Linked DNA regions of Homo sapiens: region 1 is linked to region 2. Evidence: read pairs that join two places in POLR2A ChIA-PET (ENCODE). Cell type or tissue: MCF 10A. All regions are shown on one strand. Links, peaks and the distances in the headings refer to the core of each region. The heading gives the core; the rest is flanking DNA. Region 1 overlaps STON2 (stonin 2). Region 2 overlaps LINC02308 (long intergenic non-protein coding RNA 2308).

Region 1 (16,579 bases), core at 4,679-12,678, 72 kb after region 2:
TAGATACATGAGGCTACTAACCTGGAAGTACTTAAACTAGTCTCAACTTGGAGGTTTTTCAGACCACACAAGTAGTTTTAGCTGTACACCCCTATGTGAAAAAATTTGTGGTTATTAATTCTCAGGAGATATTTTTTCCTCTACTCTTCATGCAATCCTAAGGCAGACAATTTTCTTTCCTATCTTCAGCTAAGGGTGGAGGTTATTTCTAACTTACCCTTTAAGACTTTTAGGAATTCTCACTTTATGCGTCAGCTCTTCTGTTCCCCATCTTCGGTTGGCCCTAGGTTCTTTATTGTTTGCCTTCTTCATAAGAGATTTGGAAAACTCAAGAGTCTGGTTTGTTCAAAATCTTGAGAGTGAAAATCAGCTTGTGTCCTCTGTTTACTCTTTTGGGGTTGCAGCTTTCACTCGGCCTCTGATGATTCTTTACTTTGTTGCTCACCGTGTGATGCATTTTAAATAATGTTATTACATTTTACAAATATTTTAATTGTATTTCCATAGTAGTTTAAAGTATCTTAACCACCATACTATAGGAAATGGCATCATATAGCAAGCTTTTATAAATTTGGCTTTGCTTTTTACTTTTGGTTGGTTTATAAAAAATTTTTATCTTTTCTTCTTTTTTAGTATTTTAATTTTTTTCTATGTTTGGGGTGGGGGTTATAGATACCAGTCCAATTTTAATATTCTGTATTTAGTATAGACTGTTATGGAATGATTTGTGGTGCTTCTGTTGATATAACCAACAAATATTTGTTGAATGCCTGCCTTATACCAGGCACTATTCCAGGAATGGGGGTATAGAAGTGAACATAATAGACAAAAATCCCTGCCCCCTCAAGGAGCTTGGATTCTAGTATGGAAGACATGGGCGTGTAGTACATTAGACAGTGATAACACTAAGGACAAATAAAGCAGGGAAGGGGACCTCGCATTTTTGGAGAGAATACTCAGGAATATGCAGAAAGGGTGACATTTTTAAAGAAAAGAGGATATGAACAATGAGAACTCCAGAAAAAGGACCTAAATGCTTTACAAATGCCTAAGGGAATAAGGAATGAAAAATTTTATATTTATACTATTGCAAGCATTGATGTTTATTCTTTCTTCTCTCTTAAATCTCAATTTTTCTTTTTCTATTTGTTTTGGTTTTCCCGGCAGGAGAACTGACATTATCATCTTGGGCAAGTTTCTTAATGTCTTTGAGTTAAAATAAGACTACTGCCTATCTCTCAGGATAGATGGATGAAACAAGACATTTGTAAAATACCTGACATTTGATGGGTACTCAATACATGGTAGTTTCTCTTGTTTTCATTCTTCCTGTCTTATCTAGGTTATTTTCAGCACTTGTTTCAGTACCTGTTGGTAAATTTGCAATGATATGATTCTTCTTCTTCTTTTTTTTTTTTTTTTTGAGATAGGGTTTATCTCTTGTTGTCTAGGCTGGAGTGCAATGGCGCGATCTCACTGCGACACCCGCCTCCTGGGTTCAAGCGGTTCTTGTGTGTCAGCCTCCCAAGTAGCTGGGATTACAGGCGCCCGCCACCATGCCCAGCTAATTTTTGTATTTTTTTAGCAGAGACGGGGTTTTGCCATATTGGCAGGCTGGTCTTGAGCTCCTGACCTCAGGTGATCCACCCGCCTTGGCTTTCCAAAGTCCTGGGATTACAGGCGTGAGCCACCGTGCCCGGCCGTAATGATATGATTCTTATGCAGCACCGTGGAGGCAGCATGTGATAGGAAATTAACTAAAGACAAATTAGGAGAATTCGAAAGTTTCAAATTTGAAAGACTTTAAAAAACCTTTCTAAAGTAGTTTTTAAAGTCTGATTTGGTTCTCAAGACTAAGGAGATAAAGCCAAGTTTTGTACATTTTCCCCTTAAAGGTATTTTTCATTGTATTGCAGCAGGTTGGCAGCCTCAGTAAATCTCCATTTGTAAATGTGACAGTCAGCAGAATCTCCAGTTACAGTCAACTCAAAGCAAGCAGGGGCATGCCACATACATGTTCATATATAGTTACATATCTACTCTTTATCCTTTAACCTAAACTGGCTCTAATGTTTCAGTGTAAATTGGTGAGTTTTTTTGTGCCACTAAAAATGGAGGAAATGTAACAGTAAGGGTGAAACTGCAAGATTCCTGTAGTTTGGGTTTGAAAAAAGCTGAAATCTAAGTTAAGAAGTGAAATTAGACCCTGAAGTAACTTGTGTTCCTTTAGTGAGATTTTCTTTGATTGGAGAGTCCTGGGACCTTACTTTTCTTTTCTTTTCTTTTTTTTTTTTTTTAGACTCAGTCTCATTCATTCTGTTGTCCAGGCTGGAGTGCTGCAAGCTCCGCCTCCTGGGTTCACGCCATTCTCCTATCTCAGCCTCCCGAGTAGCTGGGACTACGGGCTCCAGCCACCATGCTTGGCTAAATTTTTGTATTTTTAGCAGAGACGGGGTTTCACCGTGTTAGCCAGGATGGTCTCGATCTCCTGACCTCGTGATCCGCCCACCTCAGCCTCCCAAAGTGCTGAGATTACAGGCGTGAGCCACCGCACCCAGCCAGGACCTTACTTTTCGTACTGGTTTTGATACTGACTCACCATGGGGTCTCAGTCAGTCAGTTTTTCCTGTCTGTGTCATGAGTGATACTCTCCATACAAGACTTCCTTGCCTCATATGACTGTTGAGATTTCATATGATGTGAGCAACATCAAAGTAAGATAAGCACTAAAGATAAACAAAGTACAACTATTTATATTGTATGCTTTTGGTTTTTGGTCTCTCCCCAGCCCTACCATTGACCATGCCCTGCTGGACATGCCCTTCCTTTGACTCCCTGGGGAGATGCCCTCTGACTTCTGAGAGCAGCTGGACCACCCATTCTGAAGACACCAGCAGTCCTAGCTTTGGATGTTCGTATACAGATCTGCAGCTCATCAATGCTGAGGAGCAGACGAGTGGCCAGGCTTCTGGGGCTGACTCAACTGGTAAGATGGAGCTCTAAGCCAGAGGGCTTTGCAAATCACTTTTGGTGTACCCAGGTCCACTTTAAAGTCCTTTTAAAAATTGCTGCAGCTGGCTTCCTTTGCAGAATGAGTTCAGGTGTTGTTATCCAGTCAAAAAGCTAGAACCCAAAGTGGCTGGAAATTGCATTGGGGAAGATGTATACACAAATTGGATCCTTGGTTGGCAGATTATTCATACTCGGCAACCATTTGACAGTGTATCTTAATATGTTGTTTTCTGACTGTTTGGTATAAATACCATTCTCTGTCAATTTATTTTCTCCTGGAATTACTGAACGTGTGTAAATATGCACAAGGCTGAATCTTTCATCCTACTACCCATGCATCTTGCCTTTTCAATAAGAGGGAGGTAGATTTAAGCAGAGAAAACGAATGTTATATAAAACAGAATGAGAATCAACACTCAGCCACTGTGTCCAGACTACAAATCATTTGGCAGTTAAGTGTTTATTCTGTTGTGCCTTGGTTGAGTGATACATCAATCGGCAATGCACTATGCCTCCTTTATTAAACTTTCCAGTAGGTGTAAGATGGAATGCTGGCTTTCTTTGCAGGTGGAATATGGGTCTGTTAACAAGTGCTGAATTACAGGCAAGGTTTGGGAATGGCACTGGAAAGATACTTGGCATTGGAAAGATGTTCTTGGTGTTTTGGTTATTTGACCCGAGAGATTGGTTTCTTCTGAAAGTGATGAAGTTACTGCTCGTTTCTCTGTGGATGAAATTACCCAGTGTGTTGACAAGATTTGTTTTTCCTCTTCAATGTTGTTCAGAGTTTCTAGATCATTTTTAAGCTTCGGATGTTTGCCCTCATGCTATGTGCCATTCAATTCTACAAGTATAGAGAGCGATCTGTCTTGTAGACTGAAGGCTTCAGGCAGGATTTGGTTTGGTATTTGATAATGTTGCAGAGAATCCTAGTTTATCATGGACTCCCTTTGTCTTCAGAAGCTGTGGTTCTTTATAGCATTTTGTTTTCACAGACACTCCTTCAGTTCTGGTTTGTCTCTGTGACTGATGATCCTGGTTGGTGGCTGAAATATGCCCCCACAGCCCCATTTCCACAGTGGGGGCATCTCATGGATGCGAGCACACCTTCAGCAGCTGAGGCTGTTAGGAAGAGAGGCTGAGCTTGCCTCCCTGCTTCACTTTTCATTGCTCTGGGCCCCCTTTCCAGGCCTTTCCAGGGAGGAGGCCCATATGCATACCCAGACTCCAGAGCCAGACTGCTCAGGTTCAAACCCTGATTCTGCACTGACCAGCTTACTATCTTTATGACTCCATTTCCTCATCTGAAAAATGGGTATACCTCACCAAGTTATCATCTCCAAATGAGACAGTTTATGTAGAATAACTTATGTGATGCTTGACACAGAATAAGTGGCCATCAGGGTTGAAACAAGTTCTCTTTCCTGCTGCAAGGTTCTTGTTGCTTTGGAGAGTTGCAAAATGGGCCCCTCACTGAAGGAAAAGCCAAGATTTCTATGCTGAGGCTGTTTTTTCATTGCCTAATCTACTTTCTTATTAGATGAAAGTTGCTTTAATTCTTGGAGGTTCAAGTGATGAAAATCAGAGCCCTAGCCTGAACTAGACATTATTAGTCTGCCTCCACAGCTTATAATTATTTTTAACATCTCCTTGTTCTAAAGTCATTCTAACAGTGTCATAGTTTGCATCAAGAAAACCTCCTCCCCTGTTTTGGTTGGGGTCCTGGCGGGAAGCAGATGGTGCCCTAAAAAGGTTTATCTGGAGAGAGCTTAATGAAGGGACCACCTACAGAGAAAGCAAGCGCTGGAATCATAGAAAAGGGACTGCCCAACAGGAGCTATGGCGACAGAAAGGACAGAGCCACTGCAGAGATTTGACCAAGCAGGGAGATAGGGAGGAATAAATTCCCAAATCTGGTGCTGGTGTTTCCAACTAGTAGATCCTAGCCTGAGGCCAAAGGACATGAAGCCCTGGGGAAGCAGCCCACAGAGGTCAGTCGCCAGAGCAGATAGAGTGGATCTGAGGTTGGAAGCGGCAAACAGGTGTGTTGGAATAGCCAGCACACTTGATCCTCACCAGAAACTAACTGGCCCCTACGCCAGAGTTTACACCAGAGACTCAAAGGCAAATCTGGGACTAGAGAATGAGGAGGGATGCTCTTATTCAACAAGAGGCAGTTTCTATGGCTACAAGGAGGGTAGAGGTATGGCCTTTTGGCAACCATCCTCTTTTTTGTTTGTTTTTGAGATGGAGTCTCGCTCTGTCACCCAGGCTGGATGGAGTGCGATGGTGCAATCTCGGCTCACTGCAACCTCTGTCTCCCAGGCTCAAGTAGTTTTCCTGCCTCAGCCTCCCAAGTAGCTGGGATTACAGGTGTGTGCCACCGCGCCTGGCTAATTTTTGTTATTTTAGTAGAGACAGAGTTTCGCCATGTTGGTCAGGCTGATCTCAAACTCCTGACCTCAGGTGATCCACCTGCCTTGGCCTCTCAAAGTGCTAGGATTACAAGCGTGAGCCACCATGCCTGGCCCCATCCTCTTTTACAGTAGTAATAGTTATAGCTAGCACTTACTGAGTGTCTGCTGTGTGCCAGCATATGAGGTGTATGATCTGTGGCTTTTACAGCAATCCTGCAAGGCAGGTGTCATTCTCCCCATTTCCTAGTTGACACTGAGTCTGAGAAAGGTGAAGCAACTTGTTAAGAGAACACCACTGAGAAATGGATGACCTGAATTTCAGTGAAACTTCCAAATCCTTTTCCAGCCAGTTCCCAAACAGTCACCATAGTTATTTATTTGCTATGTTACCCCCCAGACCTTCCATACAGATATGTATAGAGGATGCATACAAGCATATATACATATTTTGCCTTGGCTTATTTTTAATATAAATAGGACCAAGGGATTTAAAACAAGATGTGTAGCAGGCAGAGCTTGAGGATAAAGTCCATATGTCCTTGACAGATATGAATGCTTACAGATAACTGCTGTGTGCCCACAGTATTATGTTCTATAAACAAATGTCTGGACATTTTACTTTGAAATCTCCCTATTCTTTAGTAATTAAGCTAGGACCCAGGATGGCCCAGGTGCTAGGGAATGCTTCCATCTGCTTTGACGGACGCAGTCTTCCTTTGCATCTTACCTCCATCTGCCCTCCAGGCCCAGAGGTGACAGGTAGTATATCTCCATGAGCCTGGGAAATGAGGGGCAGTGAAGTGAGTCCTCAGAGAGCAGCTCCGCAGGCCATGGAGACAGTGTCTGGATGCATCCTGAGCTGTAATAACCCATGAGGCTCTTCCTGAACATCCTGACGTGTGCTATCAGGGTAGAGCTCTGGCTTTGAAAAGTCTTCACCTCATCCTGGGTCCCAGAATAGAAGGAGGAGAAGGAAAGACAAAGTTTAGGAGAATGAACAAGTATTTTTCAACCTGTGACATTTAACCATTTACTCCAGTAGCAGGGAATTTAAAAATGCTTTCATTTGTCCAGGCATGGTGGCTCGTGCCTGTATTCCCAGCACTTTGGGAGGCTGAGGTGGGTGGATCACTTGAAGCTAGGAGTTTGAGACCACCCTGGCCAACATGGTGAAACCCCGTCTCTACTAAAAATACAAAAATTAGCTGGGCATAGTGGCGCGCCTGTAATTCCAGCTACTTGAGAAGCTGAGGCAGGAGAATTGCTTGAACCCAGGAGGCGGAGGCTGCAGTGAGCCAAGATCGTGCCACCGCACTCCAGCCTGGCTGACAGAGTGAGACTTGGTCTCACAAAAAAAAAAAGGAAGAAAAAAATGCTTTCAGATGAGCTATCGAGAGCTTCAAGGATATCTGTACACATTGGAAAGCCCTCCAGCCAGGTGATGCCCTGCCCTCTGCCTGGCACCAGGCTTGTGGCAGTGCCAACCTCTGGGAGAGCCCTGCTTTGAGGCTGGATGGTTCCAGTTGGGTAAACCGAAACCCCCTGGGGTTATGGGGCAGATTCCCATCAGTCTGTCCTCCGGGTAAGTCATTTCTTCAGAGCTTTACTTTCTTATCTGTAAAATGGAACTGAGCGATCCTGCTCAGTCAGGGTGACAGGGTATATATGAAGGTGTTTCGTACAGTGCCAAGTGCTGTAGGAATAAAAAAAATCTTAATTTAATATCTCTCTGCCTCATTTCCATTTGATATGGGGCATAAGGATAATTACTGTCGACTCCTCTGTTACCCCCAAAGAAAGCTGTTACTCAAACTATAGCATGTGGAATGAGATCTGAGAAGTGCTTTGCATTTCTCAGCAGCAAGCAGTAAATACAGAGATGCAGTGGGGAGTTCGGTATGATTGGTTTCTGTGCCTGGGGAACCTTGGGAGGAACTGCCTTGGGGAGATGTTTGTCATTGCCCCCCCACCCCCTGCCGTGCCCTTTAGCATTGCAGAGGGTGGTAGAGGTTGAAGAGTTCCTTGGAACTGCAGTCTCATCCGGAGCTCCCTCAGCTGAGCTGGGCTCTCCCTGGCAGCACAGTGTGTCAGGGTAACCACTGGGCACCTCATGTTCTGTGATTCATCTCTTGTTTGGAGAGGGATTACGGTGCTCTGGGCCCAGCCTATTTGCCTTGGCCCCCTTGCTTGGTAGTGGGCTGCCGAGAGCAGAGCCACAGCCTCTTCCCTGTCATCTGCGGCAGAGTTCTGCAGGGATTTGGCAGCCCTGCAGGGCAATCCAGTTCCCAGCATAATCGTGGAGGGAAAGACTCTGTGATCAGCCTACACTTTATTCTCATTTTCTCACCAAGGGGATAATTAGTAGGAAGGCAAACAAATCCCCTTACCTTGGTTAAATCACAGGGTGCGGGGGGGCAGAGCTGGAGAGCAGTGTTGATGTTAGCTCTGAGGTCTGCTCTCAAGAGCGAATGGCAGGAGAATTGTTAATAGGCAAAATCCCAAACAACATTTCACTCCTCTCTTACCCCTCATCTCCACAGGAGTCTCCTTTGTCTAGACAAGGTGGGCACACCCTGCTATTTTCACCAGTCAGGGTAGCTCTGTAATGCCACTAGGTTCACATGGGTTGGTGAACAGTAAGAGGGTCGAGGGAATAAAAGCAAACCTTCTGCCTTTGAAGTTCATTCCAACCAGGGAAGAGAAAATATGTAAATGCTTGCACACAAGCTGCTCTTAAGTAGTAGTCTTTGGTTTGGGTTCTTTTTTTTATTTTTTAATTTTTTTATTTTGAGACAGAGTCTTGTTCTGTCACCCAGGCTAGAGTGCAGTGGCATGGTCTCGGCTCACTGCAACCTCCACCTTCCGGGTTCAAGTGATCCTCCCATCTCAGCCTCCTGAGTAGCTGGGACCACAGGCACGTACCACCATGTCTGGCTAATTTTTGTATTTTTAGTAGAGACGGGGTTTCACTGTGTTGGACAGTTTGGTCTCGAACTCCTAACCTCAAGTGATCTGCCCACCTCGGCCTCCCAAAGTGCTGAGATTAAAGGCATGAGCCACTGCACCTGTCCAGGCTCTCTTTTATGCATAAGAAAAGTGTAGATTTAAGTGTAGGATTAGAATGCTCAGATATATGTAAGCTGAGGATGTCAAGACTGGATGAAGCACATAGCAGGTATTTAATAATTGTTTAATGTACCCTTGAATGTATAGCTTGAGATTGCAGGTGGTGGTCTGCCAAACCCCTGTCAACTCTAGTGGGGATGGCACCAGGTTCACGAGACTGAAGAAGAGACCCAAAGCCAGCAAACAAGACGTGGGCCTTTCCTGGTGGCTTACATACAGGGAAGAGAGTCCAGTGGCGGGAGACTGGACAGGACAACAGCAACCACTTGCAAAAAGCATGCAGTTTGTATAGCATTTTCAGTTAGCACCATTTTGCTAGCAACCTCCATCTGGCAACCTTTATTCAACCCAGAACTTGGGGCCTTGATCCACTGTATAGCCTGTGTTCCATGGGATGGGCTGGGGGCTCAGATGTTCCTCATAGACAAGGAACAAATCCCCAAGTTGGCTACACCAGGATTCATTAGCTCAGCACACACATTCATGTGAATCTGCCATACAGGGTCCTTCTCAGGCTGTGTTTATGTTATTGCTATCAGGTGGATTTACCATACGGGTGGCTAAAATCGTCTGCATCCCTGATGTTTGTATCCCACTTGAACTTAAGAGTCCAGCATTTTCCAAAGTGTGTCCCATGCAAGAGGCCAAAAAGATCCAGATGCTGGGGCCAGTGTATTAGGTCACGCTGTGCCCCCTTTGTTGGAGATTTATAACATGTATTCGCTTATTAAAGACTTTGAAAATTCCCGAAATTATATGTATGTATATGTATAATTTATATTCGTATACATGTATATGTATATGTATACACACACATACATATACAAATGTAGCTTTTCATTAATCTCTACTGCCTACTTGGTCAGATCGTGGTGTACAGAAACCCAAACATACATAAATTGGCAAAGCTGACTTGGAAGTACATGCCATTTTAGCAGTGTTTTCTAACACTGCTAAAGTGTTAGAAAGCTAGAGAAACCAGAAAGAAATATTTTGACAAACTACCTGTATTAGTTAACTTTATAAAGTTAGCCTTACTTTGTCTCTTGCTCTGCTGAACCTCTTGGCCTTTTTAAAAAATATAAAATTCTAGATTCAGCAGACTCAAAACTATATTTTGCCAGACTTTCTTTGTATTTAAACCCTCATAGGCTTTAAAACAAATTTAGACCAGATGTTCTTGATTCATTTGCATTTAACGGATCACAGTGGACTCCTGCCAGAGCAGTAGGATATCCCTAGAGATTTTGAACTCAGTTTCTTTTTCTCAGAAACAAGTGTTTGTATTCTATTTGGATTTTAGAGTCCAGCATTTCCCAAAGGGTGTCTCAAAGTGATTTCCCAAAGTGAGTAGAGAGTTGTAGCCTGGGGAACCTCAATTTTTGTGACAACAACTTTAGATGCTCAGAAAGGTTCTCGTCATTATTTAATAAGATCATCGCCTGGGCTGCATGTCTCTGTACAAGATATAACATGTTTCTCTGTTGCCTGTTTTGCTGTAATCCTGCTGCAGCTCATAGAGCTCCAAACCAGAGTGGAGGGCCCAGATTTGCAGGTAAACAGTGATTACCGTTGTGCTTGATGGGATTACAGGAAATTTTTGTGTTCTTAAGGCACATCTCTATTTTATGATATTTTTAAACCTTGAATATATTTTGCTTGGATAACAGAAACAAGTTAACTAATTTTTAAAATTCTTTCTCCTAGTTACAAACGTCAGAGATACTCATCTTTTTCCTGAACAATATTTTCCTTCCTCAAAATGGAAGAATAGCAGAGCAGTTTTTTTTTTGAAAACAAATCACATCTTTTCACTCTTTCATTAACAAATTTGACCTCATTTCTGTTCTTATGTATTTTTGTCTTCATTTGTTGTGCATTTTAGATTTTAATCCTTATTAAAACCAAAAAACTCTAATGATTGCTTTGTTTGAAGCTTTTTCCAGGAGGTTCAAAAGTTTCTCAGAAACACATATATTGAGTTCCTACCATTTGGCAGTTACTGAGAATACAAAGAAAAGTAAGCTATGTGATATTTTCCCATGAGGAAGTGATAATCTGCAAACAGCTTTTTTTGCCATTAAAATGATTTTTATATATAATTTTTAAAATTGTTTCTATGTGTAATTGTTTCTACTGTGTGCCAGGAATGTCCTATATACTTTATACATATATTATCTCATTTAATCTTCACAATTTAAAAGTACATATTATCCCATTTTATGAATGCAGAAACAACAGCTAAAGAGGTTAAATGATTTGGCAAAAGTCACACAAATAAAAAGGGTAGTTGGGATTCAACCCAAGTCTCTTTCCTGGGCTCACCCTGCCCTGTGCCTGGTATACTGTGGGAGGCTGGTGTTTGTGAACACAGTCGCTTGCTGGAAGGAGCAATTATAGAGAGCCTTCCCCAGATGCAGTGCTGCCTCCGCCACATTTCTCAGGAGCAATATACAAACCCCCATCATGTGCTTATTTCACTGGACCACAATTCTTTGTTTAGGAGTCCTCCGCTGGACCGAGACCTTTGTGTAAGCAGGAGCCACTTCTATTGTATATCCCCAGCATGTTGCCTGGCACATTGAAATTATACAGTGGATTTTTGTGGAATAAATTAATCCTTTTTTAAATTTAAAATTTTTAAATTATAAGTAGACAAATTATATGTATTTATGGGGTACAAAGTTATGTTATGATTTTTTAATACAATGTGGAACAATTAAATCAATTAACGTATCTATCACCTTAAATACTTATTATTTTTGTGGTGAGAAGATTTGAAATGTATTCTCTTAGCAATTTTCCAATCTAAAATACAATATTAGTCACTGTATTCATCACACCATGTAATATATTTTCAAGAAATAAAAACCTTATTACTACTGTCTAATTGAGGCTTTGTACCCTTTAACCAACATCTACCCATTCCCTGCATCTCCCTAGGCTCTGGTAACCACCATTCTACTTTTTACTTCTTTGAGTTTGATTGTTCTACATTCCACATATAAGGGAGAATATTTGGTACTTGTTTTTCTGTGCCTGGCTTATTTCACTTACCATAGTGTTATCCAAGTCCATCCATGTTGTTGCAAATTACCAAATATTTTTCTTTTTAAAGGCTAAATAGTATTTCATTGTGTATGTATGCCACATTTTCTTCATCCATTCATCCACTGATGGACACTTAGGTTGATTCCATAACTTGTGTATTGTTTAATAGTGCTGTAGTGAACATGGGCATGCAGACATCTCTTTGGCATACTGATTTCAAATCTTTTGAGTAAGTACCCAGAACTGGGATTGCTGGATCATATCATAATTCTATTTTTAGTTTTCTGAGGAACCTTTTTCATAATGGCTGTACTAAATTGCATTCCCACCAACATTATACAAGGGTTCCCTTTTCTCCACATCCTCACCAACGCTAGTTATATTTAATCTTTTTGATAATGCCATTCTGACAGGTGTGAGGTGATATCTCATGGTGGTTTTAATTTGCATTCCCCTAATGGTTAATGATGTTGAGTATTATATATATATTTGTTAGTCTTTTGTATGTCTTCTTTTGAGAAATGTCATTCAGGTCCTTTGCTTATTTTTAAATCCAATTATTTGTTTTCTTTCTATAGAGTTGTTTGAGTTTTGTATATATCTTGGATATTAATCCTTTATCAGATATGTGGCTTACAAATATTTTCTCCAAATTCATAATTTGTCTCTTCACTCTGTTGTTTCCTTTGTTGTACAAAAACTTTTTATTTTGATTTAATCCCATTTGTCTTTTTTATTTCGTTTCCTGTGCCTTTGGGGTCAAATGTAAAAAATCATTGCCTAGACCAATATTGTCTAGTTTTTCCCTTATATTTTCTTCCAATAGTTTTACAGTTTCAGGTCTTATGTTTAAACCTTTAATCCATTTTGAGTTGATTTTGTATATGGTGTGAGATAAGGGTCTAATTTTATTCTTCTGCATGTGGATATCCAGTTTCCCCAACACCATTTATTGAAGAGATGATCCTTTTCCTAATGTGTTGGCACCTTTGTCAAAAATCAAATGACTGTACATGTGTGGTTTCATTTCTGGGCTTTCTGTTCTGTTCCATTGGTTAATGGGTCTCTTTTTATGCTAGTATCATGCTCTTTTAGTTTCTATATCCTTGTAGTATTGTTTCAAGTAATATGGTGTGATACCTCCAACTTTGTTGTTTTTGCTTATGATAGCTTTGGCTATTTGGTATTTGTTTTGTTTTGTTTTTAATTCAGTGTGGAATTTTAGGATTGTTTTCTATTTTAATGAAAAATGACATTGGAATTTTGATAGGGATTGCATTGATTCTATAGATTGCTTTGGGTGGTATGGTCATTTTAACAGTATGAATTATTCTAATCCATGAGCACAAGATATCTTTCCATTTATTTGTATCTTCTTAAATTTATTTCATCAATATTTTATAGTTTTCACCTCTTTGGTTAAATGTATTCTTTTGTTTTTGTAGGTATTGTAAATGGAATTGTTCTCTTGATTTCTTTTTCAGAACATTTGTTGGTGTATAGAAACAGTACTGATTTTTGTGTGTTGATTTTGTGTCCTGCAACTTTACTGTGTATGTTTATTAGTTATAACAGTTTATTGGTGGAATCTTAAGTGTTTTCTATATGGAAGATTATGTTATCAACAAACAGTGGCAATTTCATTTCCTCCTTTTCTAATTGGATGCCTTTTATTTCTTTCTCTTGCCTAATTTCTCTAAGGATTTTCAATACTATGTTGAATAGAAGTGGCAAGAGTGGGCATCCTTGTCTTGTTCTAGGACTCAGGGAAAAGAGTTTCAGTTTTTCACTGTTAAATATAATGTTAGCTGTGTGTTTAATCACATATGGCCTTTACTGTGTTAAGGTACATTCCTTTTATACCTAATTTGTTATTTTTTTTATCATTAAAGAATGTTGAATTTTGTCAAATGTTTTTGCTGTATCTAATTAGATGATCTTTTTTTATCTTTTATTTTGTTAATGTGATTATCACATATATTGATTTGCATATATTGAAACATCTTTGCATCCCAGGGATAAATGCCACTTAATTATAGGTGAATGATTATTTTAATGTGCTATTAAATTTAGTTTGCCAGTATTTTGTTGAGGATTTTGGCATTTATGTTCATGAAGGATCCTTTCCTGTAGTTTCCTTTTCTTGTAATGTCCTTGTTTGGCTCATAAGAAGAGCTATGCTGGCCTCATTAAAAGAGTTTGGAAATGTTTTGTCTTTAATTTTTTTCAAGAGTTTGTGAGGATTGGAATTCTTCTTTATTTAAAAACATTTCTTTTAAGACAAGGTGTTGCTCTGTTGCCAAGGCTGGAGTATAGTGGCATGAAGACAGCTCACTGCAGCCTCAACCTCCCAGGAATGAGCGATCCTCTGCCCTCAGCCCCTTATGTGGCTGGGACCACAGGTGTGTACAACCACACCTGGCTAATGGCAGACTTCAGCAGTAAAGCCATTGGGACTTTTCTTTGATGGAAGTTTTTTGTTTGTTTGTTTGTTTTTAAATCACTGGTTCAGTCTCCTTACTGGTTATTGGTTTGCTCAGATTTTCTATTTCCTTGTGATTCAGTCTTGGTAGATTACATTTGTTAGGGAATTTATCCGTTTCTTCCAGGTTATCCTACTTTTTGGCATGTAATCGTAATATTCTTTTAATATCCTTTGTATTTCTGTGATTAGTTGTAATGTCTCCCCTTTCATTTCTCATTTTATTTACTTGTGTCTTCCATTTTTTCTTAGTCTAGCTAAAAGTTCATCCATGTTATCTTTTCAAAAAACCAACTCTTCGTTTCATTGATTTTTTTGTATTTTTCTAGTCTCTACTTCAGGTATTTCTGCTTTGATCTTTATTATTTCTTTTTTCTATTGACATTGGGCTTAGTTTGTTCAGCTTTCTCTGTTTTCTTGAGGTGTACATTAAATTACTACTTGCAATATTCCTTATTTTTTGATGTAGGTGTTCATTGCGATAAACTTTTCTCTTAGAACTGTCTTTGCCACATTCCATAAGTTGTGGTACATTGTGTTTCTGTTTTTGTTTGTCTCAAGATATGTTTAAATCCTTTTAATTTCTTCTTTGACCCATTGGCTGAGAGTCATGTTGTTTAATTTCTATATATTTGTGAATTTTCTGAAATTCTCCATGTGATTGATTTCCATTTGTTTACACTGTGGTCAGAAAACACACTTGATATGATTTCAGTCTTCTCTAATTTAATAAGACTTGTCTTGTGACCCAACATATGATCTATACTGGATAATGTTCTGGATGCACTTGAGAAGAATGTATATTCTGTTGCTGTTGGATGGAATGTTCTGTATATGTTTGCTAGGTCCATTTGGTCTAAAGTGTTGTTCAAGTCCAATGTTTCCTTATTACTTTTCTGTCTGGTTAATCTGGCCATTATTGAACATAGAGTATTCAAGTCCGATATGATTATTGTATTGCAATATGTCTTTCCCTTCAATCTTTTAATGTTTGTTTTATGTATTTAGGTGCTTCGATATTGGGGGCTTATGTATTTATAATCATTGTATTCTCTTGATGAATTGACCCCTTAATCATTATATAATGTCCTTATTTGTCTCTTCTTACTGTTTTTGACTGAAGGTCTATTTTGCCTGATATAAGTATAGCTATCCCAGCTCTCTTTTGGTTGCCATTTGTGTGGAGTATCTTTTTCCATTCCTTCACTTTCAGTCTATGTGTGTCTTTAAAAGGGAGGTGACCCAGCATATAGTTGGGTCTTGTTTTTTTATCCATGCAGTCACTCTTTGTCTTTTTATTGAGTAATTTAATCAATTTACATTCAAGGTAAGTATTAATAGGTAAAAACTTACCACTGCCATTTTATTAATTGCCTTCTGGTTGTTTTGTAGATACATTTTCCTTCCTTTCTTCTGACTTCATTTGTGATTTTATGGTTTTCTGTAGTGGTATGCTTTGATCCTTTGTACTTTTGCTCTTCTACTAAAGATTTTTGCTTTGTGATCACCAAGAGGCTTACGTAGAACATCTTATACATCAGATCGCCTATTTCAAGTTGATGATAATTTTGATTGTATATAACAACTCTACACATTTACTCCTCCCTCCCCCCACACCTTATGGTTTTAATGTCAGAATTTATATTATTTTGTAATGGGTATCCTTTGACAATTTATTTTAGCTATAGTTGTTATTAATAGTTTTGTTTTTTAACCCTTAATGCTAGGGATAAAATTGCCTTACACATCATCATTATAGTACATTTAGAGTATTCTGAATATGGCTCTGCTTTACTTATACCATTGGGTTTTGTGCTTTCTTTTTTTTTAATTTTTTTAATTTTATTTTTATACTTTAAGTTTTAGGGTACATGTGCACAATGTGCAGGTTAGTTACATAGGTATACATGTGACATGCTGGTGCGCTGCACCCACTAACTCGTCATCTAGCAGTAGGTATATCTCCCAATGCTATCCCTCCCCCCTCCCCCCACCCCACAACAGTTCCCAGAGTGTGATGTTCCCCTTCCTGTGTCCACGTGTTCTCATTGTTCAATTCCCACCTATAAGTGAGAATATGCGGTGTTTGGTTTTTTGTTCTTGCGATAGTTTACTGAGAATGATGACTTCCAATTTCATCCATGTCCCTACAAAGGACAAGAACTCATCATTTTTTATGGCTGCGTAGTATTCCATGGTGTATATGTGCCACATTTTCTTAATCCAGTCTATCACTGTTGGACATTTGGGTTGGTTCCAAGTGAATAGTGCCACAATAAACATACGTGTGCATGTGTCTTTATAGCAGCATGATTTATAGTCCTTTGGGTATATACCCAGTAATGGGATGGCTGGGTCAAATGGTATTTCTAGTTCTAGATCCCTGAGGAATCGCCACACTGACTTCCACAATGGTTGAACTAGTTTACAGTCCCACCAACAGTGTAAAAGTGTTCCTATTTCTCCACATCCTCTCCAGCACCTGTTGTTT
Region 2 (16,579 bases), core at 5,380-13,379:
ACTGGTGGAGACAATAGAACAAACAGGAAGAGCAGTCTCGGGCCATCCACAATGGCTCACACCTGTAATCCCAGTGCTCTGGGAGGCTGACACAGGAGGATCACTGAAGGCCAGGACTTGGAGACCAGCCTGGGCAACATAGTGAGACCCTGTCTCTACAAATAAATTAAAAAGTAGCCAGATGTGGTGACACACACTTATAATCCCAGCTACTCAAAGGGGTTGAGGCGGGAGGATCGCTTGAGCCCAGCATTCGAGATTGCAGTGAGCTATGACGGCACTACTGCACTCTAGCCCAGGAAACAGAATGAGACCCTGTCTCTTTAAAAAAAAAAAAAAAAAAGAGTAATTTCATTCATGCAAGGAATGTGTATCCCTTTCCACAAAGATTAAGACTGACCAACAAGAGAATTATCTCACCCCATTGATCAGAAGTGAGAGGGTACATGGACCAGAAGGGCTTATTGGCATTGTGGGGTGATGGCCTGGAAAGCCCTGGACGGAAATAGGTATGACTGTCCCTAGGGAACTGGTGGGGCGCCCACGGGGTAGAGGGTAACTGCCCTGGGTCCCAGCACAGGGTAAAGGATGTCTCCCCCAACCCAGCTGCCCTCAGGTCCAGAGGTGGCCTTGCATTTGAAATATAGCCAGTTAAAACAAGGGCATGGGCCCACACATGCAGCTCACACGGAAGGTTAGCAGGGAACAGAGAACTATCAATAGTTCAGAGCCTCGAACTCATCCTGTGTGTGATGTGAGTGAGAATCACTCCAAATCAGCACCCCAGCACGATTCTGGCAGCTCAATCTTGTGCGATCTAACAAAAGAAATAATTCACAGGCCAGTGAGGCAATCCACACTCCAGGCAGTCCTCCTGGATGAAGAATCCATCCACAAGATACCAAAAAGATCCCATAGATATGAATCCAAGAGCTTCTCGGGGTCTCTGGTCAACTCCACGAGTGATAGTGGGTGAAGAGTGCTCCGAGGTGAAAAAATGGGAACAGAAGTGAGGACGTTGCATTTGGGTCTTGATCCAGGCTCAGGGTCACCCACCCAGATAGCACTGTCAGCCCCAGCTGGTGTCACAAAGCGTAGAACCCCTGAGGCCTGGATCCTGGGCCAGGCCTCCATTTGTTTGGTTTAAGGGCAGCATTGCCAGTAATACACCTACTTTTTATTCCTGAGGCTGGAAAAGTCAGATACTAAACTAGTTTTCCCGTCTCTCTTGCAACTAGGCATGGCCATGTGATTCAGTCCTAGCCACTGAGATATAAGTGAGAATTTACCAGGTTGGGAGGAGGTGTTTTAGAAAGATTTTCCTCCCTGATATTAAAAAAAAAGCCTCTTTTCCAGCCCAGATCACTTTCTTCTTTCCTTAAATAAGCTTTCTAAAGATGAGATACCTGGAGCTGTGGCAGCCATTTTGCAATCACAAGGCAACAAGCCAAAGATAAAGAGACAAAAAGCCTAGGATGAGAGAGTAGAAAGAGCCAGGGTCCTTTTGCCATTATTATTATTTTATTTTATTTTTATTTATTTGAGACGGGCTCTCGCTCTGTCACCCAGACTGGAGTGCAGTGGCATGATGTCTGCTCACTGCAACCTCCATCTTCCAGGTTCAAGTGATTCTCCCAAGTAGCTGGGATTACAGGTGCTTGTCACCATGCCCGGCTAATTTTTGTATTTTTAGTAGAGACAGGTTTCACCATGGTGGCCAGGCTGGTCTCAAACTCCTGACCTCGAGTGATCCACCTGCCTCAGCCTCCCAAAGTTTTGGGATTACAGGCGTGAGCCACCACACCTGGCCCCTTTTGCCATTATTAAACAAGATACTCTGGGACTTCTAATGTCCAGACTGTTCAGGTCAGGTAATGAAATTTCTTTACTCTGTGAGTTACTATAGCTGGTTATTCTGATACTTGCAGCTGGAAAGCATTCCTACAAAATATAGGCTAAAATCATCAAAGTCCAGCTCAAGGGTGGGCTAAGTGCTGGGTCCTATGGGAGATGCTCAACAACATCTCAAAAATTGGAAGAATCTCTTCTCTAAAAAAGTTTCCAGTCTAGACATGAGACAAATGTGCAAACAGATGTGACTTCTGTGTCATGCTAGTAACACCTGAGAGGGTACAAAGGTTCAATCAATTTCCTAAAAGAATTCAATCTTATTTAGCTAACTATGATCACAGATGTAAATTCATGGGTGGTGGAAGACATTATTTATTTTTTATGAAGCTGTCTTTTAATTCAGAGAGATTCGGTGACAGGTGGAACTCCCAGGGTTTCTTTTCTCTCAGATCTCCCTTTTTCTCTGACCCTCCCTTCCATGTGCTCGTCAGTTTCTGCCCTCATCTCCAGGTGCTGCCTCTGTCCTGGTGGTTGCTATTTGTGGGATCATGGTCATGAGCCTCTACATTTCTAATTCCGTCCTGGAAGGGCAGGAGAGAAGAACTCCTTGTGGTTGGTAGATCCTTGAGGTCCTTTTAAAGATTAAGCTTAGTTTAAAAAAAATATTCACAGTGGAGCAGCTAATAATAGTTAAACAAAACTTTTTCTTGGTACATATTGACTTCTTTGAAAGCGTAATGTTAATGGGTTGTTAACCTGCTTCCCATCAGTGTGTTTAATGAAATACTCAAATCCTGCTTCCCATCAGTGTGTTTAATGAAATACTCAAAATAGGTGACAGGGACAGCACACACTATTCCCCACACAAAAATGTCAAGATCGCGAAGACAGTTGCTAAAAAGGGGGTCTGGTGTAACAAAATGCAGGATGGCATAAGAGAAGGGGCACCTTTGTGAGACTGGGGGAGTCAGGGAAGCCTTCACAAAGGAGTAGCATTTGTTGGGACCTCAAGGACAATTAGGAATGTATTAGGACACTTGGGTGCAAGTGACAGAAACTCAACTCAAACTAGTTTAAGAAAAAGAGACTTAATTGTAAGGAAAATGGAATTGCTTTCACAAAATAAAAGGAAAAGCTGAATGACCTAAAGGAAGGAAGGGCAAGGAAATAGCGGGTCTTCAGCACAAGTGTATTAGAGCAGTGGTCCCCAACCTTTTTGGCACCAGGGACTGGTTTCTTGGAAAACAATTTTTTCCATGGTAGCAGGGGTGGGGGAAAGGGGGGTGGTTTCAGGATGAAACTGTTCATCTCAGATCATCAGGCATTAGACTCTCATAAGGAACACACAACCTAGATCCCTCGCATGCACAGTTCACAATAGGGGTAGCCCTCCTATGAGAATCTAAACCACTGATCTGACAGGAGGTGGAGCTCAGGCAATAATTCTCACTCACCTGCTGCTCACCTCCTGCTGAGTGGCCCAGTTCCTAACAGGCCATGGACCAGTACTTGTCTGTGGCCTGGGGGTTAGAGACCCCTGGAGTAGACAATGTCTACTTTACTTGCCTCAGTTTCTCTCTGCATCTTAAAACAGAGAAAGAATAACTCCAATGTGCTGTTCTTGGTATGAAATTCTCAGGAAATCTGATCGGTTCACCTTGGTTGGGTTGCCCACATGTAGGACAATCAGCTGTGGTCAGGAATATGAAGTCACATGAGAACTTATCAGTTCCTGCTAAAATCATGTGCTTGGAGACAGTGGAGGAGGATCCCCCAGAAGAAAGGGGCAGGTGTTTCCATAGGAATGCTGTTATACTGTAGTTATTGTTGGTGGTGTGCATATGGTATTGGGCAGATAAATACAAATAAGCAGAGAAGAGAAATGGAAGATGATAAGGATGACTAGTTGATGAATAGCACACTGGGTAAAGGGAAGAGTATGTTCAAAGGCACAGAAACGTGATGGTATTGGTACGTTCTGGGAACTAGAAATAGATCATCATTGGTGGAATGGGAAGTTAAAGAGGAGGATGACAGAAGTTAAAGATGGAGAAGTAGGCTAAGGCTAATTAAGGAGGATCTTGTATCTCATCATAAGGAACTAAGATTTTTCCCATAAGTAATAAAGAGCCATTGAAGGAATTTTAATAGGAGAGAGAAATGATGATATTTATGTATTAGATCATTCCAATCGCTATGAGAGGGGGGGGATCAGAGCAATGTTTACAAGTGTGGTACCCACGACAAACTGATTTTACTTGGTGCAAGAGCTGGTTCTAAGTGGTATGCAAAAGGGAAATTGAATTTCATTGGCTCATATAGTGAGAGAGTTATTCTCTTTAAAATTCTCTTTTAGTCTGTTTGATTAACTTGAGGAGAAATGATCCATTTGGTGCCTGTATGTGTTTCATGTCTCTCCAAGGCTTGGTAACCTCCCTTTTCATCAAAGAAAGAGCAGGGCCTCAAACTCAGAACCTTCAGCAACCAACAATATCCAGCCAAGATTAAATAGTGTAGTTTTGTTTTTATTGTATGATTTTTATGGTTAATGATCTCTTTATGGCAAATGACACTGGTTTTTCATTGATGATAATGATATCAAAAATCCTTTCTAGGAAAACTGAGCAAAATGAAAGCCAATTCAAAGAAGAAGGAATTAAGTACATAATTGTGCAGATGATACATGGAAATGGTAAGAATGGTGACAATGGGACGTAAGTGACTGAAATTTGGGATACATTGGATTAGAAGAAAATAAGCCCCCAAGAAACCGGTAAGAAGGATATTGCAACAGCACGAGAGATTTTAAACTCCTTGATATCAGAAAGACTTATCTTCTATTAATTTTGTTTTCCTCTCAGGAATAAGTCTGGAGGGCAGCAAGAGTGACTGTCCAGCTAAGAACCTCATCAGCAATACAAAACATTGTCACAGATGTTGAAACAGACCCTGAGGTTAATGCATTCTTTCCAACATTAGGTCCTAAAACTTCTCCTGAAAAGCTACCTTAAATCTAACTTTTGAAAGTGCACAATAAAGGTGAATTAAATAAAAGCAACTTGAAATTTTTACTTATCCTTCAAATTCCTCAAATATCACTTCCTCTGAGAAGCCTTCCCTGATTTTTCTGTGTCTCCTTGGCAGCTCCTTGCCCTGCGCTTTCAGCGAAGCTTCCTACACATCTAAGCAGAGCTGTGGTAGAATGGTTTCTTTGTGTGCCTCCTCATCAGGCTCTAAGTTGTCCAGTGACTCTGTCTTTCATCCTTTATATCCACACCCGTTGAGACTGTTCTGGCACAAAATACGTATGAGTCCAATAAATATTTGTGCAACAAATGAATCTTGCAGTGAGGACACCACATTATAGAAGAACAATTGGAAAGTCATTACATTCCATCTGGGCGGGGTGGCTCATGCCTGTAATCCCAGCACTTTGGGAGGCCCAGGCAGGCGGATCACGAGGTCAGGAGATCGAGACCATCCTGGCTAACACAGTCAAACCCCTTCTCTACTAAAAATACAAAAAATTAGCCTGGTGTGGTGGCGGGCGCCTGTAGTCCCAGCTACTTGGGGGGCTGATGCAGGAGAATGGTGTGAACCTGGGAGGTAGAGGTTGCAGTGAGCTGAGATTGCGCCATTGCACTCCAGCCTGGGCAACAGAGCGAGACTCCGTCTCAAAGAAAAAACAAAACAAAAAAACAAAAAAATTACATTCCATGTTATTGATTTCAAGTACAGTAAAAGTTCAAAGATGGAAAAGATCAATATGAATAGAGGATGTATTGGAGGAGTTAGGATGTTACGGAGCTTGAGCTGGAAACAGGAAATCTAAATAAAGATTCTTCAATACCACTTCAGCATCTTACTAGCAAGATTTCCTACTTGGAAGTGTGTGTGTGTGTGTGTCTGAGTGTTGGAGTGTGTGTCTGTGTGTGTCTGAGAGTGGGGTGTTGGAGGGAAGGAGGGAAAGGGCCGGGTCTTTGTAATGAATTTCTCTTGTACCTTTTTCCTCTCACCTTTCTCAAGACCAACCCTTTAGAATTTGGCTGTCATTGTCTACAATCCTTCCTGTTCCTAGCATGTTCCAAAAAATGCCTGGCCCACAAACATGTGTGGGGTGGAAGAAGTACTTTGCCATAAAGACAAAACTAAACCCTCTCTTATGGACTGAAGTTTATTAAGAGTTTATAGAGAGGAGAAGAGTGGGAGCTGTGAGATCTTATGAAGGGTTTCTAGTGGATACAGGGTTGATCTGGGTGTGAGACATAAAGACACAGATTTACCCACACCCATGACCACCAGTATTCTTCCAAACTGCCGACTAAAATGGCGCTAGTCCTCCAAGCCAGCAAGAGCTGCACTGCTGTATTGGTAGCCTCTAACCACATGTGGCTATTTAAATTTCAACACAATTTAAAATTCAGTTCTTCAAATTGCACTAATCACATTTCAAGTGTCCAATAGCCACACATGCCTAGTGGCTTCCATATTAAATAGCTCAGATAAAGAACATTTCCATCATCTCAGAACATTCAGTTGAAAAACGCAGATCTAAAGAGTACATCTTCTCTGGGATGCTGAAGGTGGGAGCCACATTTAACTGCTTTTCACAGGCTTGGAAAAGTTCCTTTTCACTTTTAGCTACTATACCGTAGGATTTAACCAACACGTCCATTACTGATGGTTTCCACACTTTCAGAATGTATGTATTCTCAGAGAGCATGCAGTGAATTTTCTTTAACAATTCAGTGGTTTTTAGCACATTCACAAAGTTGTATAACCATAACCACTAATTACAGAACATTTTCATCACCCCAAAAAGAAAGTTCATAGCCATTAAGCAGTCACTCCTCATTTCCCCTTGGCAACCACTAATCTGCTTTCTGTCTCTGTGGATTTGCCTATTCTGAATATTTCATGTAAATAGAATCATACAGTGTGTGGCCTTTTGTTTCGGGCTTCTTTCACATAGCATGATGTTTTCTAGAGTTATCCATATTTTGGCTTTTATCAGTACTTCATTTATTTTATGCCTGAATAATATTCCATTATGTGGATATACAGTAAGTTCTCACTTATTGTCATTGATAGGTTCTTGAAACGGCAACCTTTAAGCAAAACAATGTATAAAAACCCCCAATTTTCCCATAAGGGAATTGACATAAACAAGAATAAAGTTCCTCCAGCACATTTCTGGTCACAAAAACATCACCAAACTGCTAAATAAAGAGCAAAAATCCTTCTAATATTAAATTTGGAAATAAATGTGAGCTATATGTACACTTTTAAAAGATTAATAAAAACAAGTAAGATAATTATTTGCCCCATTACTCCAGTTCAAGGTCTCAGGTGATTGGAGCCCATCTGGCTGCTCAGCACGCCAACAGGGAACCAGTCCCAAACAGGACATCATTCCATCGCAAGCCTCTCTCTCTCTCTCTCTCTCAGACACACACACACACACACACACACACACACACACACACACACACATCACTCTCATTCTGGGACAATTTAGACATGCCAATGAACCTAATGTGCACATCTTTGGAATGCAAAAGGAAACTGGAGTACCTGGAGAAAACCCATGCAGATGTGGGGAGAACATGCAAACTTTCAGCTGGGAGTTGATCTTTTTTTTCTCATCAACATCCTAATGAAACAACGTTATTGGAGGACCTTCTGTGCTATTTAATACATTTTGTTTATCTATCATTAATCGACGGGCGTTTGGGTGGTTTCTACCTTCAGCTATTATGAATAATGATGCTACGAACATTTGTGCACAAGTTTTTGTGTAGGCATATGCTTTCAGTTCTCTTGGGTGTATATCAAGGAATGGAATTACTGGGTCATATGGTAACTCTATGTTTAACTTTTTGAGAAATAGCAAAACTGTCTTGTAAATTAACTGCACCACTTCACCTTGTGTTCATTTAAAGAAGAGCTTATTCTTCTCTTGGCCTGACAGTGCTTGACACACAGAAACTACCTATTATTGTTGGATTGGATGGATGATCGCTTTGCTCCACACCAAATATCCTTCCAGTCTGGAACTGAAGAATGCCCTGTTGAAGACCACGATAGGGTGTGGCCCTAGTCTCCTTAATACCACCCTATTAGCCTGTCAGGGGTTTTCATCAGTCACTTCATGTTTATTAAGTACCTACTTAATTGGGGATACACTGATTGAGGATACATCGCTAAGTAATGCACAGTGTGCTAGTTAGAAAGATGGCCATTTGAGCAGATCACTAGAATGCTGTTGCTTATTGATGTTATGGGAATATAAGACCGGCAAGAGGTTCACAGCTTAGCCTGGGAGAATGAGTGAAGGCTTCACAGAGGAAAGAATATTTGAGTTTTGAGCACTAAGCAGTAGTCACCAGGGAAGAAATGCGATACAGGGGGCGAACTAAATAAAGCATTTTGCTAGAGACAGAGAACAGACCAAGACATAAGCAGTTCCTGGCCTCAGTAAGATTCCAAGGTAATGGAAGTAGAATTCAGGTTCTTCTTTCACTTGTCACTCTTCCTTCATTTGCCATCCTTTCACTTGTCATCCCTGGGCTGAGTTTAATGTGATGTGATGAGGGTTGAGCAGTTTGACAAACCATCTTGGGTCAGCTTGGTTCTCTGGCTGAAACAGTCCTTCTTCTTTGGAGTGATAGTTTGACCAATCCAAATGGAACTTCTGCTTTGGCAGAAGCCACAGCTATGGAAAGCCAGCAACCTGAATTATGGGCTGATGTCTCCATGTGCTTCCGATGCTTGGAGAGGGATGCCCATGAAAGAACTCTCCTCACACAGTCCACACCACCCCGTGCTCTGTCTGGTGTTCCTCCCAGGTGAGGTTCAACCCATGCGTGTCCACCTATTCAATATAAAGTGAATCAACTGAGGCCCGGCGCGGTGGCTTACGCCTGTAATCCCAGCACTTTGGGAGGCCGGGGCGGGCCGATCACTTGAGGCCAGGAGTTTGAGACAGCCTGGCCAACATGGTGAAACCCCGTCTCTACTAAAAATACAAAAATTAGCCGGGCGTGGTGGCACGTGCCTGTAATCCCAGCTACTCAGGAGGCTGAGGCATGAGAATAGCTTGAACCCGGGAGGCAGAGGTTGCAGAGAGCCAAGATCGTGCCACTGCACTCCAGCCTGGGCGACAGAGCGAGACTCCGGCTAAAAAAAAAAAAAAAAAAAAAAAATTGAAGTGAATCAAGTGTTTGTCCATTGATATAAACTGGAGAAAACAGAGGTAATTTCCTCTTGGGGTCTTGGGCTCCTCAAAGTAAATGACTGTAAGCTCACCCTAAGGTAAGGGTCAACACTGTTCAGAGTGGGTGAAACTGTTAAAGCCTTGAGTCTTTACTTCTCTCCTAAGCCAAATTTCTTGCTCAAGGCGTTCTGTCAACATAGGAGAATAAACAAGGGGGAAATGTCTGTAGAAAAATGTCTACATACTTGCTTTCAAGGTAGTGCCACCAAGCCAAAGGTCCTACAATGTAAGTTGTGTTACTTACTTCTACTCATTTCCTATCTGGGTGTTTAGAGAGGGTGTTTTATGAGTAGCAGAACAAAGGTCTGGTGGCACCCAGATTTATGTTTTGTTTTCATTCCTTAGAAAGATTCAGGGCAGGTGGGAGAAGAGACGGAGGACAGAGCAATTTCAATTCCCTATACGCCCTCGGTTCTAACCAGTGCCTCTCCTCCACAGTGTGGAGTGACTGCTGGTGTGTCTTTCAATGAAAATCTCTCCAGACTAAAAACTGGTGTCACTTGTCCACATGTTCACGGGGCATATGGATGTTCTTATGACAGCCTCTGTATTTCTGAATTAATAAATGTAAAGCGTTTGGAATAGTGCCTAGTAAATAATATGCACCATAAAAACGTTAGGGTCATTATCATTATCCAGCCTCATCTCTCTAGCTAGGTATGAACTTCCCTGTAATTGAAGATCTCACCATTTTTATCTTTTTTCCCCCTAAACACCTAGCACGGTGTTTTTAATAATTTGTTGGCGTGATTAAGACCTTAAACAAGTTGCTCTCCCTTTGAGAGCTCAGGTAGGACCACTGAGAGGTTGTGTGTAGAGTCCGATATGAGTCCACAGAACTATTTGGCGCCCGCTGTTTACAAGCCACTGTCCTGAGCCTACGCCCTTTGTAGAGTCAAAAGTATCAATAAATGAACGTACAGGAGTGAGGCTGGTTGAGCAATGATTCCCGCTCCTAGGAGGTCTCAACTACCAGCCCGCAGGCGGAGCGGGTGGGACTCCCATGCGCTCCCCATTCCACGCCATTTCCATGTCGCTCGAATCGATGCTTTCCGTGTTGCCTCGTGCCTGGACGGCCGGCCCCACTAGGCGCAGAGGGGAAGAATCCCAGCTTCGGGGTCTGGTTGGGGCCCCGGGAGCCGCGGGAAAGCGAGTCTGCGGCGCGGGAAGCTTGGCCAGCAGATCCCGGCGGCGCCCGGCCAGTCCCCCCGCCCCGGCTCCCCGGCTGCCCAATCATGGCGCGGCTCGGGAGCGCGCCGCGGCCAATCAGGAGCGGCGGGAGCGGCGCCGGGAGCCGGCGGGCGCAGAGCGAGCTCGAGTCTGGAGCCGGCGTCGGCGCTGCGGCCGGGAGGGATCGTGGCGAGAGCAGTGCGGCCGGGTGGGTATCCCGCGGCCAGAGAAGCCGGCTTTGCCGCGGCGACCTTTCGGCGGACGCCGGGGACCCTGCGGACCGCGGCGCAGGTAACTGCACCCACGCCCCGCAGCAGGAGGCGAGCGCGCCCCCCAAGAGGGGCCCCGCAGGTGGAGCGGGCGGGGGGCGGGGGCGGGGGCGGGGGCGGGCCGGCCGCGAGGTCCTAGCGCCGCTGTGCCCCCTGGCGCCCCCGAGCCTGCCTGGTCGAGCCACGCGGAGGCGCGGCGTTTCCACCAGCCGCGGGCGTCCCGGGGTGGGGGAGGACGAGGGGACTCTGCTTAAGGCAGGTAGGGGTGGAGGAGGACTCCTGCGACACCTGGCCCCATACACAGACACTTCTGGCCGACGGGTGTCTTCGAGATTGGGACGCCCAGGATGTCTTCATCGGCCCGAGTGGGGAGGCGACAACAGGTGTCCCTGGGGACGGTGCTTCCCCTACACTCCCCTCGCCTGAAACCCCGGGTTGGCGCCGCGCCCCGCCTTCGGGGTGTCGGGAGGCAGGACCCCAGCTTGGCCTCAGGCGCTCTGCCCGCTGGACAGCGCCCAGAGGCGGCCTGGACGTGGGGCTTGGATGGAGTTTTCTCTGCGCGTTGCCAAGCAATTTGCCTGACACCCGCCTCTCGCTGGGATGAAGAGTTGAAGATGAGAGTGCGTGTGTGCGCGCGCGTGTGCGTGTGTGTGCATTCGTGCGTGTGTGTGCGCGTCCGTGTGTTCTGGTGCAACCCCTACTGGAAGGAGCTGCCTGAGGGCTGTGAGTGAATCATTAACTGTGCTTTTGTGCAGCTCCTGGTCTCTGCCTGCCTCCCCGCCTCTCCCGACGCTCCCCGTTTCCCCCTTGAGCAGGTCCTTCTTACTCTCTGTGCCTCCCTCTCCTGATCTGTAAGGTGGCGATAATGATTGCACCGGTCTGATAGCGTTGTTTTGAGGATTATATGAGCCAATGCCTGAAAAACACCCAGCACAGCGCTAAGCACTCAATAAATACCGGCTCTTATTATTTATTATACGGAGTGGATGGGCTTTTAAAGAGTAAATCAGACGTGTCCAAACTGGCCTAGCAACCATTTGCAGCTCTGAACAGCTTTCTACACTTGAAAGGAAAAAAATGCTATTATTAATGAGACCGATGGTATCTTTAAAGGTAGCATGTCCTTTTGGGGGGCGGTAAAAAACCGATCCATTGGAATGGTGAGAGAGATAAATGCATTCCAACTAGTAACTGAGAAAAGCTTTGTGACCTTTGAAAAAATTGGTATGAATATTGTGTGAAAATAATATCATGGTACTTTGTTAAGTGTTCACCTTTCAGTAGCATGGCTGATTTGGGGGAAGTATTTGAAAGTTTTATACTTTTTACTCCTCCCTTAAACGAAAAGGTAAAATTAAAAAGAGAGGGAGGGAGAAAGAGAGAGAGAGAAAAAAAACTCAACCACACAGCAAAAATGCCAGTGGCTCATAGAAACCTAAAATTGCAGTTGCTACTTTTAGGTGTTTTTTTTCCTATGCCTGACCTGGGTGGTCTGGTTTAATTCTTTGTCACTGTGTCACTTTCTTTTCTTGGTTAATCTGAAAAGTCAATAATTGGCCCGTTTTATTTTTCTTTTTAAAACTTAAAATATCGACATGTAGCGGACCTGCTTGGAGTTCTGAACCCCCTGCTCAATTGCCTCCTACTGTGTGACGAATCCAAAAAACCTTCTCAAAGCTTCTCTAGGGTGATGTCAGTGGGAATCTGTCTTACCACACCATACTACCCCCTATCCCCCAACCCATAGGCTAGGAACTGGGGAAAGGATGCAAACAAAATGCCCCAGTTCTTCTAGGGTCTCTTGTGCTTTTGCCAGGAGCCTTAGAATGAATACATTGACTTAGAGGAAATGCTTATCTTCTCAGGGGGTAAGAAGCCCACTTCCAGATGCAATCTTTCAAGTCTCAGATTAGCATGGCAGCCCTTTCAGTTGTTGATAAGAGGACTTTTACTCTCTCCAGTGGCGTGGGAGGATCTGAACGCTTGCTGCTGGGGGTAGTAAGAGAGATGTGTTGGGCGGGGCAAAGACTTCTGAGTTCAGAGCCAGACTCCCACCTCGTGAGATCTCAGACTGTGACTGATTCTGGGAAACTTCAACAAATTGCTTTGTTTTTCTGAGCCAGGCTTCTGCTTTATAAAATGAGTTGTTGAATTTTTAATTTTATTATTATTTTTTCTTAGAAGTTGTTCTAAGGATAGTACTAATGAATGGAGGCGCCGTGGCACAGTTCCAGGGATGTGGTTACAGGTCTGTAGCATCCAGAGAAGATCTTAAAAGTTATACCTGGGAAAGACACAAAAAGCTTGACCGAGGGGTAACACTTGAGCTGAGTGTAGAATGATGAGCAAGTCTCTTGTGCAGGCAGGGGTGAGGTGGGATTGGAAACAAGGTAGAGCAGAGAAGAGAAGACATTCCAGACTGAGAGAAGTGATCAAAAGGACTGTTACAGTCAGTTTAACGGTAAATAACAAGTAACCCCCAAATCTCAGTGATTTATAACAGCCAAGATTTAGTTCCCTCTCATGCTGCATGTCCAGTGTAAGTCAGGCATAGTTCTACCCCTCACTTGTCATCATTCTGGGACCCACTGAGGCTTAAGAAACAGCTTCTCTCTGGGACAATGTGGATCTTATTTATGACAAAGGGAAAAAGGACATGATAGAACAAAACTGTAGCATCTAAAGTCTGCTCAGAAGTAGCAGCCATCACTTCAGCTCTCATGCTGTTGGTCAAGGTAACTCACATGGCAAAGTCTGCTGTCCGTGGTATGGGGAAGTCTAAACCAGCTGCAGACAGCAAGGTATGGCTGAGCAGGAGGAAAAGTGCTGAAGGAAACAAGATCAGGAGGTGGCCCAGTGGCAGATGATGAAGGACCCTGGGTCGGGTGCCAGGGGATTGGGACTTTATCCATTGGCAGGGAGCAGCCACTGAAGAGTTTTGAGTTGGGCTTTGACAGGGTCAGATTTTCCTGCTGAACACACATTTCTAGTGGCCAGGTGGAGAGAAGATTGAAATAGGTGAGCTAAAAAGCAAGAGGCGATGAGGGCCAGGGCAAATACGGTGGCCTGCAGTCTCTCTCTCACCATCTGTTACATGACTTCAAATTCCACTGCTAGAAACTGATTTAGTTGGCGCTTGAGCAGCTTGCCTTCTTCACAAGTTCTCTCCTAAAATGCACGTGCTCTCTCATCTTGAAGTCGTTATTTTATATCACCTGAAGCAGTGGATCTCAAACTTTAGTGTGCATCCGAATCACTTGGAGGGATTGAGAAAATGCAGATTGCTGGGCCTGGCCCCCTGAGTTCCTGAATCAGTCAGTCTGGTCTGGGGCCTGGAAATGAGTATTTCTGACAAGTGCTCAGGGGATACTGATGCCGCTGGTCCCACCCTTTGAAAACCACTAAACTAAGGGGAGACATTAAGATGTGATTGAGATAAATATCTGAATAGAAGAGTCCAATGGAAGGAGGAAAAGGGCTGGAAGGTCTCAGCATTCTCCATGCAGAAGTTTTGCTGAAGGCTGGCTCTGGCCATGAGCAGTAGGCTCTGTAAGAGTAGCTGAGTCTCTAGGTGTATATTAAATTGCAGATGCAATGCTCATAGTGAGAAAATGAAAAAAGCTTGGGTCCAGAGAAGAAGCATACAAGTGCTGCTTTGTCCCATCCCTTTGTAATTTTGCCCAGACTTCCCATCCTGTCATCTAGCACACACCCTTTTGTCTGGCTCCAGACCTCTCACTCAGGCCTGTCCACATATTCCAATCCTGATCCATCACACTTCTTGTCATTCCAGCTATAATTTCTTCTGGAGCTGAGCTTTCCCACTGGGTGGACATTTGGCTGAATTTTCATATAGTCAGACCAAGAAATTGCTTGCTTTACTTGAGGTCACCATCATAATTAAACATCTGTGCCATGTGGTCATACAGATTGTGATCAGCACCTACCCCCAAGATAAATAACCCCCTGAGAACCCAAGATTGTCCATGGTTTGGCTTATACTACGAGATGGAGCAAGTTACTACAATTCCCCCCAACTGTGACTCATCACTCCTGTAACAACAGGGCATGCCAGAAATGGACGTAAAGGAGCAAATATGTTGGGGTGTCTAATGTGACACGGGAAATAAAACACAGTGAGAGTGTCTTTTTTTTTGCTATGGTTTTTCTCATTCGTAAGCATGGCACAAATTTGAACTCTACCTAGGGTCCCAATAAACCAGTGGTTTACCAGCATGTGACAGAGAGCATGTAAATGCATGAAATACTTCTAGGATCACCATTCTAAGTGCTGGCTACCAGATTAGAATATTTGTTTGAAGGTAGGATGAGTGCAGAATTATCCATCGGGGTATGAATAGAAAATTCTAGAAATTCTATATGCATTTTATTTTTTTGAGATAGAGTTTTGCTCTTGTCCCCCAGGCTTTAGTGCGGTGGTGTGATCTAAGCTTGCCGCAACCTCTACCTCCCAGGTTCAAGGGATTCTCCTGCCTCAGTCTCCCAAGTAGCTGGGATTACAGGTACCCACCACCACGCCCAGCTAATTTTTTTTTTTTTTTTTTGAGACAGAGTTTCGCTGTTGTTGCCTAGCCTAGAGTGCAGTGCGCAATATCGGCTTACTGCAACCTCCGGCTCCCGGGTTCAAGCAATTCTCTTGCCTCAGCCTCCCTAGTAGCTGGGATTACAGGAATGCGCCACTATGCCTGGCTAATTTTGTATTTTTAGTAGAGACAGAGTTTTGCCATGTTGGTCAGGGTGGTCTTGAACTCCTGATCTCAGGTAATGTGTCCACCTTGGCCTCCCAAAGTGCTGGGATCACAGGCGTGAGCCACCGTGCCTGGCCACAGGTAATTTTTCTATTTTTAGTAGAGATGAGGTTTTACTATGTTGGCCAGGCTGGTCTCGAACTCCTGACCGCAAGTGATCCGCCTGCTTCAGCCTCTCAAAGTGCTAGGATTACAGGTGTGAGCCACTGCATCCGGCCTTCTATATGCATATTAAATGTGTATAAAATAAGAAATATAATGAGCTCATATTATAAAATGAAGTGAGTGAGATTTGAAAAGATCCTTGTTCCAGTTGAGATTTGAGAGACAAGTCATACCTTGAAGGTGTGCTTTCTGAAACAGGAGAAACTCCCCCAGGATTCTGTGTACCTTCCCAGAGGTGGATGAGAAAGCTTAGAACTATAACCTCTGTCCTGGAGGCCTGAAGCCAACTGTTTCCCTCTCCAGGTCATTTTGGAGAGCCAGCAGTTTTTCCCCCTCGTGCAGCTGTGGCCTCGGTACTGCCTTCACTTGATCTATTCTATGGTGAACTACCACAGTTCCCTCCAGCTCAGGTTTCCAGGAAACCTGGCCTGAAATTTCAAAAGGTGCAGCAAACAAAACTGTGGATGTAACTCTGAGAGCCAGTGAGAGAAGGGACACTTAAACCAGCCAGGGGGATTTGAAATGCTGAACAATTCATTAGAAGGTGCTGCCATCCCCACTGGATAACATTTACCCAGCACTTTGATATTTAAGAAATGTTAAGTATCACAGCATAGAAAAATATTATCTTCTATTATCTAGTTATATTAAATAAATGCTTATATCTCATATATATATGTTTTTTCACATCTCTAGCACTTTCAGGAGGTAGACTTTAGTGTTACTGCTCTCTTTCTGAAATGCAGTAACAAAGATAGAAACAGTTGACCAAAATTCTATAGATACATAATAGTAGGGCAGGATTGAAACTTGGATTTTTCATTCATAGTGTACAACCTTTGTCACCCCAGCTGGCTGCCTACTAACTTGGACTGGTGCCCTGAAGTGGCCTCTCTAACTGGCAAGGGGTGGTCAGTGTTCCTTGTGATGTTTCATCACAGCGAAGAGTGTGAAGCCGCTTTGCAGATTGCTAATGGCTCAGTGAAACCTTTGGGAGTTATGTTCATCTGAATGGTATTGACCATCTGCTGAGTGCAAGGCTTTGAGGAGAACGTTACGAGGAATTCAGAGAAGTATTA

What was found. Peaks named below come from ENCODE experiments on the same cell type or tissue, not always from the same donor. Only the 100,000 strongest peaks of a DNase experiment are listed, where the experiment ranks them.
Region 1: POLR2A ChIA-PET joins it to region 2 with 21 read pairs; 2 of 35 experiments call an interaction of 5 or more read pairs at or near these places.

What each region holds. Positions count from the first base shown.
Region 1 is chr14:81,357,395-81,373,973 of GRCh38, reverse strand. STON2 (stonin 2) reads left to right here. Exons shown (of 8, transcript NM_001394390.1): 4 at 2,789-2,986. Among named protein-coding and RNA genes, the nearest start is that of STON2, 35 kb to the left of the region's middle. In MCF 10A, for the core only: no CTCF peak of the experiment used is centred there; no DNase peak of the experiment used is centred there.
Region 2 is chr14:81,430,330-81,446,908 of GRCh38, reverse strand. LINC02308 (long intergenic non-protein coding RNA 2308) reads left to right here. Exons shown (of 3, transcript NR_109999.1): 2 at 4,467-4,624; 3 at 4,713-4,922. It also overlaps a transcript of STON2 not described here. Among named protein-coding and RNA genes, the nearest start is that of LINC02308, 12 kb to the left of the region's middle. In MCF 10A, for the core only: no CTCF peak of the experiment used is centred there; a DNase peak (open chromatin) is centred at 10,378.